Regions from separate parts of the Homo sapiens genome. Here region 1 is linked to region 2. The links are chromatin loops, found by intact Hi-C in ENCODE. Cell type or tissue: endothelial cell of umbilical vein. All regions are shown on one strand. Region 1 overlaps ROCK1 (Rho associated coiled-coil containing protein kinase 1). Region 2 overlaps ROCK1 (Rho associated coiled-coil containing protein kinase 1).

Region 1 (8,000 bases), 66 kb before region 2:
CCCTTATGGTTTTATTTATAACAGCTCCAAACTGGAAATGACCCAGACATCCATCAATACATGGGTTAAAAAAAAAACAAAAAACAAAACTGTGGTTAATTCATATTACTCAGCAATAAAAAGGAATGAACTACTGATACATACAACATGTAAATCTAAGAAATCTAAAAAATATGCTGAGTGAAAGAAACCACGTGTTAAAGAGTGTATACTGTGACTCCATGTAGATGAAATTCTAGGACAGGTGAAAATAATCAATAATCATGGAAAAACAGTCATTGTCTGTGTATAGAGGTGGGTGGGGAAAATGTAGAGTGAAGGGCCATAAGGGAACTTTTTGCAGTGAAAAAAAAATGTTCCACATGTTGACTGTGGTGGTGGTCACACAGATGTACATATTTGTCAAAATTTACTAACCAGTACACTTAAAATGGGTATATTATATAGAAATTATAGCTTAATGGCCAGGTGCGGTGGCTCACGCCTGTAATCCCAGCACTTTGGGAGGCCAAGGCGGGCAGATCACAAGGTCAGGAGATTGAGAGCATCCTGGCTAACACAGTGAAACCTCGTTTCTACTAAAAATACAAAAAATTAGCTGGGCGTGGTGGCATGCTACTGTAATCCCAGCTACTCAGGAGGCTGAGGCAGGAGAATCGCTTGAACCCAGGAGTGGGAGGTTGCAGTGAGCCAAGATCATGCCACTACTCTCCAGCCTGGGCGACAGAGTGAGATTCCATCTCAAAAAAAAAAAAAAAAAAGACATTATAGCTTAATAAAGTGTATTATAGATTTGGGAAGACGTTATAAAGAAATTTAACACATATTACTAATTTAAAGGTTAGATCAATTCTTGACTAATGTTAGAAAAATCACTTCTGTTTTGAGGGGTGGGATGTACTGGGTAGTTGAGAGACAGGTAAAGAAATATCCACAAAAGGGCCGGGCGCAGTGGCTCACGCCTGTAATTCCAGCACTTTGGGAGGCCGAGGCGGGCAGATCATGGGGTCAGGAGATCGAAACCATCCTGGTTAACATGGTGAAACCCCGTCTCTACTAAAAGTACAAAAAATTAGCTAGGCATGGTGGCGGGCGCCTGTAGTTCCAGCTACTCGGGATGCTGAGGCAGGAGAATGGCGTGAACCCGGGAGGCAGAGCTTGCAGTGAGCCAAGATCGTGCCACTTGCTCTCCAGCCTGGGCAAGAGGGTGAAACTCCGTCTCAAAAAAAAAAGAAATATCCACAAATAAGATTTATCAAGTATTCTGCTAACATATCTATAATATATGCTTATTTCAGAACAATGGCTCTTACAAAATTCACTAAGCTTTTGCCAACGCCAGTGAAAAATATTTAACACATCAGACTCATATTGTGTTAGTTGCTGAAGTTACAGAGTGAACTTCCAGTTCTGATGTCTATTTCTTTTTAACTACCCTCTTCATTTTAAAAGAAAAAGAGAAGGGAAAGAAATAGCAAGGGCCAGGAAACAGCTGTGGAGAACTACTTTTAACACTTATTTATTACACTAAGAAACAGCACTTTCCTAGGCAAAAAAATACATAAATGTCCATGGGAATGCAAATGAAAAAAGAATAAGGGCTTACTCTAGGTTAAGTATTTATAATTTCTAAAATTAATCTATTTGGCCTTTAGGACTCAGATTCTTATCTCTCTGACTTCAAATACTGAAATTCAAATAAGTAAATCAATGAAGGGATAAAAAGAAAAATAATCTGATTTGAAAACCCAGAAAAAAGACAAATCTTAAAATTTGGTTCATAACAGCTTATTGAATTGAATGCTATTTAATCCAATGCCCACAAGCAATGGAATAAATCAGAACTGAGATAGGGTCAGGTTTTGTACTATTTTCTAGAAGCAAAATCAAAAATCCACAAGAATCACCACAAGTCATTTGACACCCATCCAAACATTTGGAGGCACTGGATGACTGCTCTGTGGAAGCATATGGCAAGAAAGCATATGGGATGCTACCGATCACTTTGCAGAAGTTAGCAGTAGATACTTTGAATAATTACGTTTAGCAAACACTCAGGGAAAGAGTTTTCAACAATATTTAAAAGTCTTTCATTTTGTTTATGAGACAGAGTCTTGCTGTCACCCAGGCTGCAGCACAGATGACCTTGGCTTATTATAATGTCCAACTACTGGACTCAAGCAATTCTCCTGCCTCAGCCTCCTGAGTAGCTGCGACTACAGGTGCCTGCCACCACAATCGGCTAATTTTTGTATTTGTAGTAGAGACGGGGTTTCACCATGTTGGCCAGGCTGGTCTTGAACTCCTGACCTCAAGTGATCCACTCGCCTCGGCCTCCCAAAGTGCTGGGATGACAGGTGTGAGCCACCGCACCTGGCCTGAAAAGTTTTTACAATTTAAAAACATATACCAATGATAGCCTAATATGCCAAGAAACAAATGGACAAACAAAAAGCAGAAAAGTCACAATGTTTATTAGAAGATGAAGAGTCATTTGAAAAAGAATTACAGTTCACATAAAAGAATCTAAATACCTTGTTTTAAGTCAGGTTTTGAAACAGTGTGTATGTTAAAAATGATTCTCACTTACCGAGAAATATTGCTCAGCTTCAAGCTGATCTTGTAGCTCCCGCATCTGTCCTTCATTTCCTCTATACTGTCTTCAGATGAAAAGAAAAACAAGTGAACAAACGCTCCTACTTATACTAGACTTCATTTTTTCTTAGTTTGTTAAAGTTGCTAATATAAAAAAGTTTACTAAAACAATCTTTATTTTTTAAAAACATACTTCATTATTCATTATTTTACTAATTAACTTGGTCAGGCCACACCGGTTCTATCTTGCTCCTTATAAAATGACGCTATGCAAAAGTAGTGAGAACCCTTTTCTACTGATGATCACTTTTTGGAGAATATTAATTGTGGATCTATCCAAAATGAAAAAATAAAATTGATACCATATTTTTGGTAAATTTTTACAGAGAAAAGCAGTCATAGGGAAGAAAATGTCTTGTACAGTAAATAAAAAAAGAGGGGGGCATGAAAAATTTAATAATAATTCAGTGCTACATATCATAGTACTATATTTAATAAGTAATAATTCAGTACTGCATACTAGATATTATGGCCAATTAAGCACAAGAAAGGGGCTGGTGGAAATGAACCATCAGGTAAGAAGGGAAAGCAAGAACAACAAACTGACAAACAAGGAGGAACGCAGATAGACAACTGCATGTATATAATACATACATAAACACAACTCACATAGGAGCAGAGTCCAAAAGATGGAAACCCAATGTAACCCAAAGACACAGATTTTCAATAATTATTTACTGTATAATATGAAAGCCTAGCAGCTAGGCTTGAAAATCTAGCGGCTAGACTTTCATATTAGACAGTAATAGCTTTGTATTCTCAGTATCTCAAAAGGCATGTGGCTGACAGAAAGTCTACACCAATCTCCACTGAATGCTGAGCGAGAGTATTTTTGGAGAAAAAAAATATAAAACACACTTTTGCGAAAACGGTGGCCCTAAAAGAGGAAAAGAATTTCACCAATATAAATCCAATTTTATGAAAACTGACAATTTAATCCAAGAATCACTTTTGTAAATGAAGCTAGCAAGTGATGATATGATAAAATAAACGTGGAGGAAATAAAAACACAAGACTTGGCATAAGATATATCCACTTTTGATATTAAACTTGTGAAGCATATTCTTCGACAAATTGTGAAAGCGTTCCTGATCTTGCTTGTTCTCCATTTCAAATAAGGAGGCATATCACATCCCAAGAGTAACAGAAAAAGAAAAAAGACATTTTTGCATTTTGAGATGAACCAAAGACACAAAACAAAACGAACAAAGTGTCATGTCTAATTCTAGCCTCTGAAATAAACCTTGAACATCTCCTACAAGGCACCGTGATTTTTGTAATTCTAACCTGAAGAAATGTGATGACTTTTGTGGACATGAAAATCAGATGAGAAAACTGTGGTCTTTCCAAAGCCTGAACTCCCCTGAAAACCTTTGCAAGTAAATTCTTTTACTTCTAAATACTTTTTTTCTGTCTTTCACAAACTCTAAGTACATAATCTGTACATATGTAAAATGTCAAACACACAAGTCAATGATGAACACAAAAAAGAAAGAAATCACAATGTTATTTTAAAGACTTACTTCGTAAGCTGAGCTAACTCAAATTCTAATAATCTCTTTGCTTCCAATAAAGTATTTATTTCCTGTTTCATCTGCTTTTCTAAACCTTTTAAATTGTCTGCCTCAAATGCTTGAGTCTTCAATTCATTTTGTAACAACAGCCGCTTATTTGATTCCTGCTCCAGTTGCAGGGTTAGATTCTTAACCTATGAATGAGAAAAATAATTGGGATCTTAAATCTCTTAAATAATTTATTAGACATTATTTGAAAGACTACTAACCAAATCAAGTACATTATAATTCATGGTACTAGTAGAAAATATTAGTATTTTAAAGAGTCTTCATTGTTCCACGTGTTTATTACAGTAGATTTACTATTAAGTCAAATTAATTCCCAAATTTCAGACATGAGATCTTGTGGAGGGAAAAAAATTCTGGTTCCTTTCTACCCCAATCAGCATGAAAATTCTGTAGTACAAGGTGATTATAAAACTCACTTCTGGGCCAGGCACAGTGGTTTATGTCTGTAATCCCAGCACTTTGGGAGGCTGAGGCAGGTGGATTGCTTGAACCCAGAGTTTGAGACCAGCCTGGTCAACATGGTGAAACCCTGTCTCTACAAAAAAATACAAAAATTGGCCAGGCATGGTGGTACACTCCTGTAGTCCCAGCTACATGGGAGGATCACTTGAGCCTACGAGTCAGAGGTTGCAGTGAGCCGAGATCACGCCACTGCACTCCAGCCTGAGTGACAGTGAGACTCTGTCTCCAAAAAAAAAAAAGCCATTCCTGGGGGAACATTTGAATGGAGTACTTAAATTTACCTGTCTACGTGCTCTACTCTACAACCCTTCAAAGCTTAACCAAACAAACTGAACGTATGTTTTATTCAACTCAACAAATATTTCTGAAGTGTTTATTAGGTGTTGGGACCAATGAACTCAAAATTCATACAGTGGTTTACAATGGCCTTCATGATCTGTTCTAATTCTATTCCTATCATTGGCCATTCTCTACAATCCAATCATATTCTTCAGATCCTCAAATGCAACAAATTCTCCCTCACCTCACATTTCTTGTACGCACTACTCCTGTTTTATCCTCCTTCATTTATTCATTCTTCAGCTCTCAAATGTCATACTCTTAGCAAGGCCTTCTGTAACTCCCAAATGTGATTAGTAATACACCCCTATAGCATTCCGTACTTTCTTTCTAATTATTTGCAATGCTTGTAGTTACTATTTTAATATCTGTTTTTCCCTCCTGGCTGTAAGTTCCAACACAGTCAGGACCATACCTATATCTTATTCACTTCGGTAACCCCCAATTCCTAGCACAGAGCCAAATAGGTAGTCAAAAATTATGTTTTTTAAATGACTGAATATTATCTTTCAAATTTTGAACATACATTCCTCCTGCATGCTAGCTTTAATAGGTATCTCTAATTTCTCTTCTTTCTAGTCCATTCTATATACCACTACCAGATTGATTTTTCTAAAAGTGCTTTCACCTATAGCTCCCATGCAAGTTTTATTTTTTATTTTTTAGAGATAGGGTCTCACTCTGATGTCCAGGCTGAGTGCCATGGAGCAATCTTGGCTCACTGCAGCCTCGACCTCCTGAGGTGCAAGGAATCCTCCCACCTCAGCCTCCTGAGTAGCTGGAACTATAGGCATGCGACACCACACCTAGCTGATTTTTGTATTTGAGATGGGGTTTCACCATGTTGCCTAGGCTGGTTTCAAACTCCTGAGCTTAAGCAATGTGCCCATCTGCCCACCTCAGCCTCCCGAAGTGCTGGGATTACAGGTGTCAGCCAACGTGCCTGGCCACCCATGGAAGTTTTAAAGAGTATCGATACTTTGGCCTACAAATTTCTCCCATGACTACTCAACATGTCTTCGTTTTTCCTTCAAAAAGTTAAAGTTCTATCAAGTTCCTTTTTATGCCTTCCTTATGCATCTTCTTATCCAGCCGGTACTCACTTTATTATCCATCTCTTTACTGATAATATTCCCTCTAGCAAGTAAAGCCCTGACTCCAAAACTATTACCTTTTGAAGTCTTACTCAACCTTTAAAATCTAGGTAACATGTTACATCTTCTTGAAAAGGCTTTCCTACTTTCAGTCTTAGAAATAATTTCTAAAGTACATATAGTAACCACCAGGACATACTGTCATTTTATCTGTTTATTAACTGCTTTATAAAATGTATACCCTGTGCTATCAATCTAAGCCAGGAAAGACTGCAGTTAAACACTTTTATTGAAATCTAAGAGCAATGCTCTTTTCTTTGGGGATATAAGATGCATTATAATAAAGACTTTTTTTTTCTTTAAAGCAGATGGTCAGTTTTTTCAGGGAAGGAACTATGACATTTCAATATAGTTGTACTGTCATAGTGAAAAATGGCATAGATCACACAGAGTGAATGTTCAATAACTATTTGAAGAGGAAAATTCTAGGTGCTGGGGTGACCATACAGCAGTGAACACAGACCCATGTCAATTATTTCATTCAAATCTCCTTCATGGTGTTTAAATTATAGATAACTCCAGTCATAACTTATATAACCGTTTCTCTTTTAATAGATGAACAAAGTCAGTACTATTTTTCTTACTTCATCCTCCATCCTTTCTTTATTTCCAGTCAAATGTTCTAGTTTCTGCTGAGATTGCTTCAGATCAACGTCTAGCATGGAACACTGTTTCTCAATCTGAACAACCCGATTTTCAGCCTTCTCTCGAGCTTCTCTTTCTTCTTTCAGCTTTTTTTCCATCTCTGGGAAAGCAAAAAGTTACAAACATACATTTAAAGAAAGAGTACTTTAACACATTTCACTTTATATGGGCTGTAAACTGGTTTCAAATGTCTCTATTGTTTTTATTCTGGGACTTGAATAGAGCTAGTAATTATAGAAATTCTCACATTATGTAAACTATTTATATAGCAGAAATCTCTAAAGAAAAGGAGTTATAAAATATAATACAGTAATAAAATCTTCTAAACCCAGCTCTTGCCCAGTGATGAGAGATTAATCGGTACCACTTTCAGACAAGAAGGTGAAGAGTATAGCTAGAAAGGAAGTGAATTAACAAAGAACAATGAACATACATCAAGCAAAAGCAGAAAAATAAGGCTGTGGTTATTAATTTATACCCTGCATTGTTCCAGAAAAGGTTGAAGAGGCTTAAGGCTATGGTAGGAACTCCAATTTATACAATTCAGATGAATAAGATTCCACAGTAGTATACCTCTTTTAATTATTACTGGAATATATTAGTCTACACTGAGGCTCCTTTTTTGAAATATAACTAAGCTTCTGAGAGGTTAACTTTTCCATGTTCATGTAACTAGTAAGTTGCCCCATAAGGATTCAAGTTTATTTAAAGTGTGCTTTCCCACTCTTGGAGACCACCCTCTAGGTGACAAAATATAAACTATTAAATAAATATAAATAAACTATTCCTTATCTTTCCCCCCAAACTTACAAACTTAGCTGCACCAATAAAACTGTCACCTCTTAAGACCCTTCTGTTTAATCAAACACAAATCCATCCACTATGTTCTTCTGACTCTTGGTATCTCTCTCCTGAGCTCCAGACTTAGATACCAATTGACTATTTAACATCTCCACCTAGATATCTAATAATCTTATTAAAGTTAACATATCCACAATAGATGCCTTTACTTCTGGCCTATCCCCAAACCACTCCAACCCCAGTTAGACTCAGTCTTTTTTTTTTCTTTTTTTGAGATGGTGTCTCGCTCTGTTGCCCAGGATGGAATACAGTGGTGCAATCTCGATTCACTGCAACTTCCGCCTCCTGGATTCTAAGAATA
Region 2 (8,000 bases):
AACTGTAATATTTTCAGTAAATATACAAATCTCCTAGGCAAAGAAATACTGTATTTCTAATTTAACTTGTGCATCAGTGGGGTCTACTATTAAATTTATATCAATATCACAATGCTCAAGAAGTCTTTGATAAATTTGGCTTACAGTTTCAGCTGTTTTTTTTTTTTTTTTTTTTTTTTTTTTTGAGACGGAGTCTCGCTCTGTCGCCCAGGCTGGAGTGCAGTGGCGTGATGTCGGCTCACTGCAAGCTCCGCCTCCCAGGTTCACGCCATTCTCCTACCTCAGCCTCCCGAGGAGCTGGGACTACAGGCACCCGCTACCACGCCCGGCTAATTTTTTGCATTTTTAGTAGAGATGGGGTTTCACCGTGTTAGCCAGGATGGTCTCGATCTCCTGACCTCGTGATCCGCCCACCCTGGCCTCCCAAAATGCTGGGATTACAGGCATGAGCCACTGCGCCCGGCCTCAGCTGTTTCTTATTAGCTGTGTGACTAGTAATTTGCTTAACCTACCCGAGTCTATGAGACTATAATCTCTTCTAAAACACTGTAAGGACTATACTTCGTTTAACTTTTATACCTGCTGCTTAGTCAAGTATCCAGATGCCTGGCGGTTAGCAATTGCTTAATAAAGGCTTAATGAACCAAATCATAAACTAATCCATAAAGTAACAGTGCACCTAACAGATTAACTGTCTTTCAGGGTTGAGGGTTGTTAAAAAAGATTACTGAATATAGAAAGCACTTAGTGCAACAGATGCTCAACAAATGACAGCAGTCAGGAGGAGGAGCAGTAATAGCTAACACAGAAGTAGGAGGAAGGCAGCAGCTAGGGTTCAAATAGTAACAGCAAAATCCACTAATGTGAAATTAGCGAGGATATCAGGCATAAATATATTATGTGACTGGGGATCAAATAAAAAGAAGGGCAAATTTATAAAATAACATTTTAAGTAAATACAAGAAGTTTAGAATTAAACTAAAAAAAACAAGCCCTAGAGAAGATGATCTCTAATTTACCCAGATGTTTGTCTTAAAATCTTCTTAATGTTTCATTTTTTTCAACTGTGTTTAATAATTTTAGTTATAGATTCAGTTACTTTGTTTTGATTTTTTGTTTTTTTGTAGAGATTGGGAGCCAGTCTTGAACTCCTGCCCTCAAGTGATCTTCCTGTCTCAGCCTCTCAAAGTGCTCAGATTACAAGCATGGGGGCCACCACACCCGGCCCAGACTCAGTTATTTTAATGTAAAAAATGTATTTTGGGGGAAGAGAGAAGGATAAGAAACAAAGTGGCATTTCATGACTATCCCAGATTAAAGTATATAATTTGTCATTTGGGCCCCATAAAGAAATACTGTTAATTTGGTGACAGTTTCACCCTATTTATAGACAATATATCCAGAGAAATAAAGCTCTGAATACCTAAATTGTAAATAGCCCTGAAAGTAACAATTATGTCACATATTTTTTCACTAACAGACACTGAACGTTCATGTATCAGTGGTTGTTAACTAGTGGTGAAAACATTTTTGGTTGTCACAACTGTGTGTGAGGTGGGAAGAGTCACTACTAGCATCCCCTGTGTAGAGGCCAGGAATGCTGCCAAACATCCTAAATAAACACATTAGTAACTGAAATAATATAAAGGATAGCCCCCAACAACAAAGAATTATCTGGCCCAAAATGTCAATAGTATTAAGCCTGAGAAACTCTGATCTACATAGTTGGTAAAAACATAGACATTTCAAGTTTAAAAGTACTATGGTGACCGGGCACGGTGGCTCACACCTGTAATCCCAGCACTTTGGGAGGCCGAGGCAGGCGGATCACGAGGTCAGGAGATCGAGACCATGCTGGCTAACACAGTGAAACCCGTCTCTACTAAAAATACAAAAAATAATAGCCGGGCGTGGTGGCAGGCACCTGTCGTCCCAGCTACTCGGGAGGCTGAGGCAGGAGAATGGCGTGAACTCAGGGGGCAGAGCTTGCTTGCAGTGAGCCGAGATCGCACCATTGCACTCCGGCCTGGGCGACAGAGCGAGACTCCGTCTCAAAAAAAAAAAAAAAGTGCTATGGCATAAACCTTCAACATTTTTCATATCCTTTTAATTCCAATTACTGGTATGCTTTTTAAGGACAGACTTCATTATATATTATAAATAAATCACAAAAACATGTTAGAAAATTAGAAATGGTCTAGCCCAGTTTAACTTCCCCCGTATGACATTTTGCATTAAGGATCCCAATACATAAGACAGATAAAACATGAAGCTGAACTCATAAAAGCAGAGAGAAAACTCAGAATTATAATCTACCCAAAACCCCACTTGACCCCATGATTTTGCCTAAGGTACCTCCACAATTGAACATAACCAATCAAAGACAACTTTCAGACTTATGAACAAGGAAATTGTGGCCCAGAGATGTTAAGTAACATGGCCACAGCTTCAGAGAAAGGCCTATGGCAATCAAGACGAGGACCTAAAACTACTGACTTCTAGTTTTTCTTTCCACTGAAAACCGAAAGACAAGTATTATTTGGTGACCTAGCTTAACTTGGTTTCCTCTCACTTTCCCTTCATTTCTCTTATTATCTCCTCTTCACAAAATAAGAGACAGATAAATGAGGAGACAGCTAAACAAAATGAGAGCCTCATGTTTGGGGAAAAAAATTCAATATTAACTAAAAGTATCTATTTAAATTTTAATAATATACGACTTCCCTCAAATCTAAGTAGATTAAGTTTTCTATATCTTCTGTATTTAAAAATATCTAATTTAAAATTCTGTATTTAAATTTTATATTTATTATTTTTATTTTTGAGACAGGGTCTCACTCTGTTGCCCAGGCTGGAGTGCAGTGATGTGAACACGGCTCACTATAGCCTCGACCTCCTGGACTCAAGTAATCCTCCTGCTTCAGCCTCCCCAGTAGCTGGAACCACAGGCGTGTACCACCATGCCTCAATAATTTTTTTAATTTTTTGTAGAGATAGGTGTCACTATGTTGTCCAGGCTGGTCTCAAACCCCTGGGCTCAAGCTATCCTCCCGCCTTGTCCTCCCAAAGTATTCAGATAACAGGCATGAGCCATCACGCCCAGCACAAATTCTACATTTAAATTAAATTTCCTATATATAAATTCTACAGAAGCATGGTTATTTTGTTCTAGCCTTTCTTGCTAGAAATGATTCAATACAATTAAATTTTAAGATTTAAAAGGTAATTAGACAATTTTGTAACTGCCAGTAAATTCTCTACTACTATTCTAAAACACAAACTAAGCTTCTCAGACATGTTTAGTTACAAACTAATGCAGCAATAATGAAAGAGTAGCAAAGTCATACCTGAACAACCCAAGGACTGTTGGCAAAAGCCATGATGTCCCTTTCTTCCCAGAAAAAAGCAGAATCAGATCTCTTTATCATTTCAAATTTGCTGAGAAGCTTCATAGCATATACCTTCCTGGTGGATTTATGCCTTACCTTTAAAATTGAAAAGGGAAAATAATGAACCTTTTGTTAACATTTAAAGCTCAAGGTTTCACAGAACAATTTACTAAGTGCTTTTAATACTTGCTAAATAATTTAGCCTTACTGTTTCAGTTATTTTTATTTCTTCTCTTCTGCCAAATTATTCCAAGTAGCTAATGTCAAGACTTTAATTATCAGAAGTAATGTTTTAAAAAAATTTTTATTTCCTATATTACAAGACACTTTCCCCCCTCCACACGGCTATGTAAGCTGCTTCCTGTTTATAAAGCTTACTGTTCTACAGCATTTTAGTCTAATATTAGGAGCAAAGATTTATCTTCTGATGCCTGACACTTCTTTTCTGCCACAGATACTTGGGGAAAACACTTCCCACTATGGCTAGATTTGACACTAGGCTTCCATACCCTCAGGCAACAATGTCTAAAGGAACTTAAAGCAACAATTCTATAAAAACAGTATTTTCCCAAATAATATGTTAAACACACAAGTGGATTATTTTAATTTAATAAAGTCCTTTTGTATTCTCATTAAAATAACCTACCAATTGAACTTCTCCAAATGCACCTCTACCAATCACCTTCACTACTTCATAATCTTCAGCTTTCATTCGTAAATCTCTGATTTTATTTATTGTGTCTTTATCTGTATGAAAAGAAAAGTTTATCATTTTAAATCACTAAAGCATTACAACTAGCACTACTTATTTTACATTCGAGTTCTTAAGAAACACAATGAAAAACAACAAACTTCATGAAGAATTATTTGAAAATATGGTGAAACTTGAAGCTATAAAGTAGCTAAATGTTCAATTTGCTAAGATTTTTTAAAGTAAATTCCAGAATAACTTCATTACAACTACTAAAGGTTTTTATTAATCAAAATTTGACTTAACAGAATGTTTTAAAAACAAATATTACACTACAAACAAAAGCTGAAAATAATTAGCTAATTAGTTCCTGGTATTTTAAGTACACATCAAATCTGAATTTAGGAAACATGAGTAGATATTTTAGATTAATACTGGAATAAATTTTTCTTTTTATAAGGTCAGTTTTAGTGATCCTTTAAAAAAAGATGTAATTTAAGATATCAAAGGCAAACACACTAAAAAAAAAAAAAACAGTAAATTTTCCAACTGGTAATCTTTAATACTTATAGCATTACATTTCTCTATTTGAACCTAGATTTTAACTTGAAACACACAGTGAAAATCACTGCAATTATTTATATAAACTTGTCATACTACAAACTACAATAATTCACAAATCCCCACTGGATAGATATTCTAATTCCTAATTTGGTCATAGATTAAAATAGGGCTATTTTAATCCACATGGGTCAACACTGGCATGAGATTACATGGAAAAGCTTCACATTTCAGAGTTGTACAAAATACACAGCAGCTATTAAACTTCAGTTCCAGTTCCTAATAAGAGCTGTATTAATATTCTTGTTTTCCTTTTCAAATGCATTTAAACTCAAGTGTTTGTGTACTTTATGACCAATAAATACATGTAACAGAGAGCAAATTTCTACAAAGTTATAAGTACCTTTAATTTTAGGTTACATATCCACTGCAAGATGCACCAGAAAGATGAACAATAATCAATTAATTCGCTGCACAAATATTTCTATCTACCATACATCAGGCTGTACAGCACTGGAGATAAATAAACATAACTTTAAAATGTAGTTCCTATTCTTTAAGAGTTCAAACTCTAGCAAATAAAACAGAAACAATGAAAAAAAGAATTCAAAAAATGTAATAAGGAAGATAAACAGTTTTTTGAGTACTAAGGAGGACACCTAACTAAAGCCTGCTGGGTGAGAGATAGCTAGGAAGACTTTCTGTAAATGATGGTACCTGAAAAAAGTCTAAACTGAATAGTAGCGGTTAGCTAGATGATAGAGAATGAAAGAAAGAACAGGCCAGGTGTGGTGGCTCATGCCTGTAATCCCAAAACTTTGGGAAGCTGAGGCAAGCGGAATGTATGAGTCCAGGAGTTCAAGACCAGCCTGGGAAACATGATGAAACCCTGTCTCTACAAAAAATATTTTTTTAAAAATTAGCTGGGTGCAGTGGCAGTTTCCTGTAGTCCCAGCTACTCAGGAGGCTGAGGTGGGAGGATCACCTAAGCCCAGGACGTGAAGGTTGCAGTGAGCCAAGATCACACCAGTGCACTCCAGTCTGGGCGACAGAGCGAAACTCTGTCTCAAAAAAAGGAAAGAACAAGTGAACAATATAAGCAGACAAGCAATGTAAACCAAGCACAGAGGAACTGTATCTAAGTTCTATGTTGCTGGAGTATCAAGTTTGTAGTAAGGACTGACAGAAGAGGCTGGAGAGCCCCAGGTAAGTTCAGGAGCTTGAACTTTACCTATCAGCCAGTAGTTACAGTAATAAAACTAATATTTAAGTACCGAAAACCGTTTTCACATTAAAGTTTAAAGTAGCTCTCTACATGAAATAGATCAAAGAAACTGCTCTGTTCTAAATGAGGTTAAAGGTGTCAGAGAAGAGACAGAGCCTCATCTACTTCAGGCTCTTCCATAATACAGTCCCTGAGGAATGCTCTGGAATCTGCTGGGAACTGAGAAGCACCACTACTATGGGCAGGAAGCCATGAAAAGGAATTATGATGGATAAAACAACATAGTCAAACTTACATTTCAGGAAAACTACTCTAGGAAATACGTAGAAGATGAGTTCAATAAAGTCAAGACAGGAGGTGGGGAGAATTTTAAGAGTATTGTAATACCCCAGATGAGAGAGAAAGTTCTGAACCTGGATAATATAATAGCCTGTTACGTTGAAAAAAAGATTCTTGGCTCTAGCTATGAGCTAGAATAGGCTGTAGAGTCTTGACAAAGACCGCAGACAAGTCATTTGAAATCTAAAAGATCTTTCTATGTTCTACTGCCTTGGATTCTAGCTTGTTCTAATACAGGTTTACGTGCTAACAAGTGTAAATGCCTCTGTTGGATGGCTTTCAATCAAACTCAGAGATTCTATGGTTCTACTTTTCCTAGTTCATCTCACCAAGGGTCCAACCTAGAACTAATAAAGAACTTAATGGTAAAATTCTAAGCATTGGACTTTAGTTTCCCAAACACTCAGGACTATGTATTCACACCTACCCAAATCTCAGGATCTTAAACGAAGCCTATTTATTGTAAAGTAGTCATGTAAGAAACCCACTCTTGGTCTAGGGGTACTATATAGCCTGAACTTTGTAGGCTTATGGCTCCATTGAGACAGAAAACAATGCATGCACTAGAACAGGGATTCCCAACCCCTGAGCCGTGGACCTGTACCGGTTCATGGCCTATTAGGAACTGGGCCACACAGCATGAGGTGAGCAGTGGGTAGGCAAGCATTACCATCTGAGCTCCACCTCCTGTCAGATCAGCAGCGGCATTAGATTCTCACAGGGGCACAAACCCTATTGTGAACTGCACATGCGAGGGATCCAGGTTGCACATTCCTTATGAGAATCTTTTTTTAATGCCTGATGATCTGAGGTGGAATAGTTTCATAAAACCATCCCGTCTGCCACCCCCCAACCCCCATCCTGTCCATAGAAACACTGTCTTCCACAAAACTGGTCCCTGGTGCCAAAAAGTTTGGGGACTGCTGCTCTAAAGAAAAATAATAAGTACATAAATAAATATGTAACTTAATTTCACATTGTGATACATATTCTAAAGAAAATAAGACCAAGCTTTCCCAAGTCTGTAAGGGGAGACTATATACACAGGCTAATTCTTCAGTCACTTCAAACTCTGCACTGATTCCTCAAATAAACAAGAGTCAAGGAAAACAACTCAAAATTGGTTATTTTTTAATTGACTATTGATGCCACTCCCAATACCCCCAATTCTTTGAGCAGCTATTCTTGCCCAAAGGCTAACAGTCTTAGGCAAGTTTTTCTCTCTGTACACATTTGTTTGGCTGCTGCAATCACACACCATCAGTGAACAGCTTTCTCTGCTAGGCTAGTGAATAAACCACTCATACACTTACATAACATTGCAGCCTCTTTTTTTTTTTTGGTCAAGCCTGCATGAACATTTTTCTTTATGAAGAAATTTTACTGGGATGAGATACTCTGTTTTAAATTTTCTATTTTTTCTCACTGTTGCTGTCCTATGAGTCAGGAAGATCATAGTGAGTGCTTAGTCTGGGAATGTCCAAAGTACACTGTATTCCTTTAGCACAGCTATACTGTCATTGCATAATTTAAAAAAATGCTTTGCCACCTAACTTGATAAAAATAATCCATTCTCCATTATGCTTCAAAAAGGACAACATTTGGGCTGGGCATGATGGCTCACACCTGTAATCCCAGTGCTTTGGGACACAGAGGCAGGAGGATTGCTCAAGGCCAGGAGTTTGAAACCAGCCTGGACAACATACCAAGACTTGTCTTTACAAAAAATTTAAAAATTAGCCAGGCCCATGGTGGCATGCACTTGTAGTCCCAGCTACTTGGGAGGCTGAGGCAG

What was found. Hi-C counts contacts between places; a loop is a spot of excess contacts. Peaks named below come from ENCODE experiments on the same cell type or tissue, not always from the same donor. Only the 100,000 strongest peaks of a DNase experiment are listed, where the experiment ranks them.
Region 1: a loop joins it to region 2, with 3 times the contacts of the local background. A loop is called at or near these places in 11 of 110 quality-filtered maps.

What each region holds. Positions count from the first base shown.
Region 1 is chr18:20,980,173-20,988,172 of GRCh38, forward strand. It overlaps ROCK1 (Rho associated coiled-coil containing protein kinase 1), which reads right to left. Exons shown (of 33, transcript NM_005406.3): 19 at 6,778-6,938; 20 at 4,179-4,363; 21 at 2,591-2,660. Among named protein-coding and RNA genes, the nearest start is that of ROCK1, 130 kb to the right of the region's middle. In endothelial cell of umbilical vein, no CTCF peak of the experiment used is centred here; no DNase peak of the experiment used is centred here.
Region 2 is chr18:21,045,745-21,053,744 of GRCh38, forward strand. It overlaps ROCK1 (Rho associated coiled-coil containing protein kinase 1), which reads right to left. Exons shown (of 33, transcript NM_005406.3): 3 at 4,036-4,136; 4 at 3,348-3,485. Among named protein-coding and RNA genes, the nearest start is that of ROCK1, 62 kb to the right of the region's middle. In endothelial cell of umbilical vein, no CTCF peak of the experiment used is centred here; a DNase peak (open chromatin) is centred at 3,787.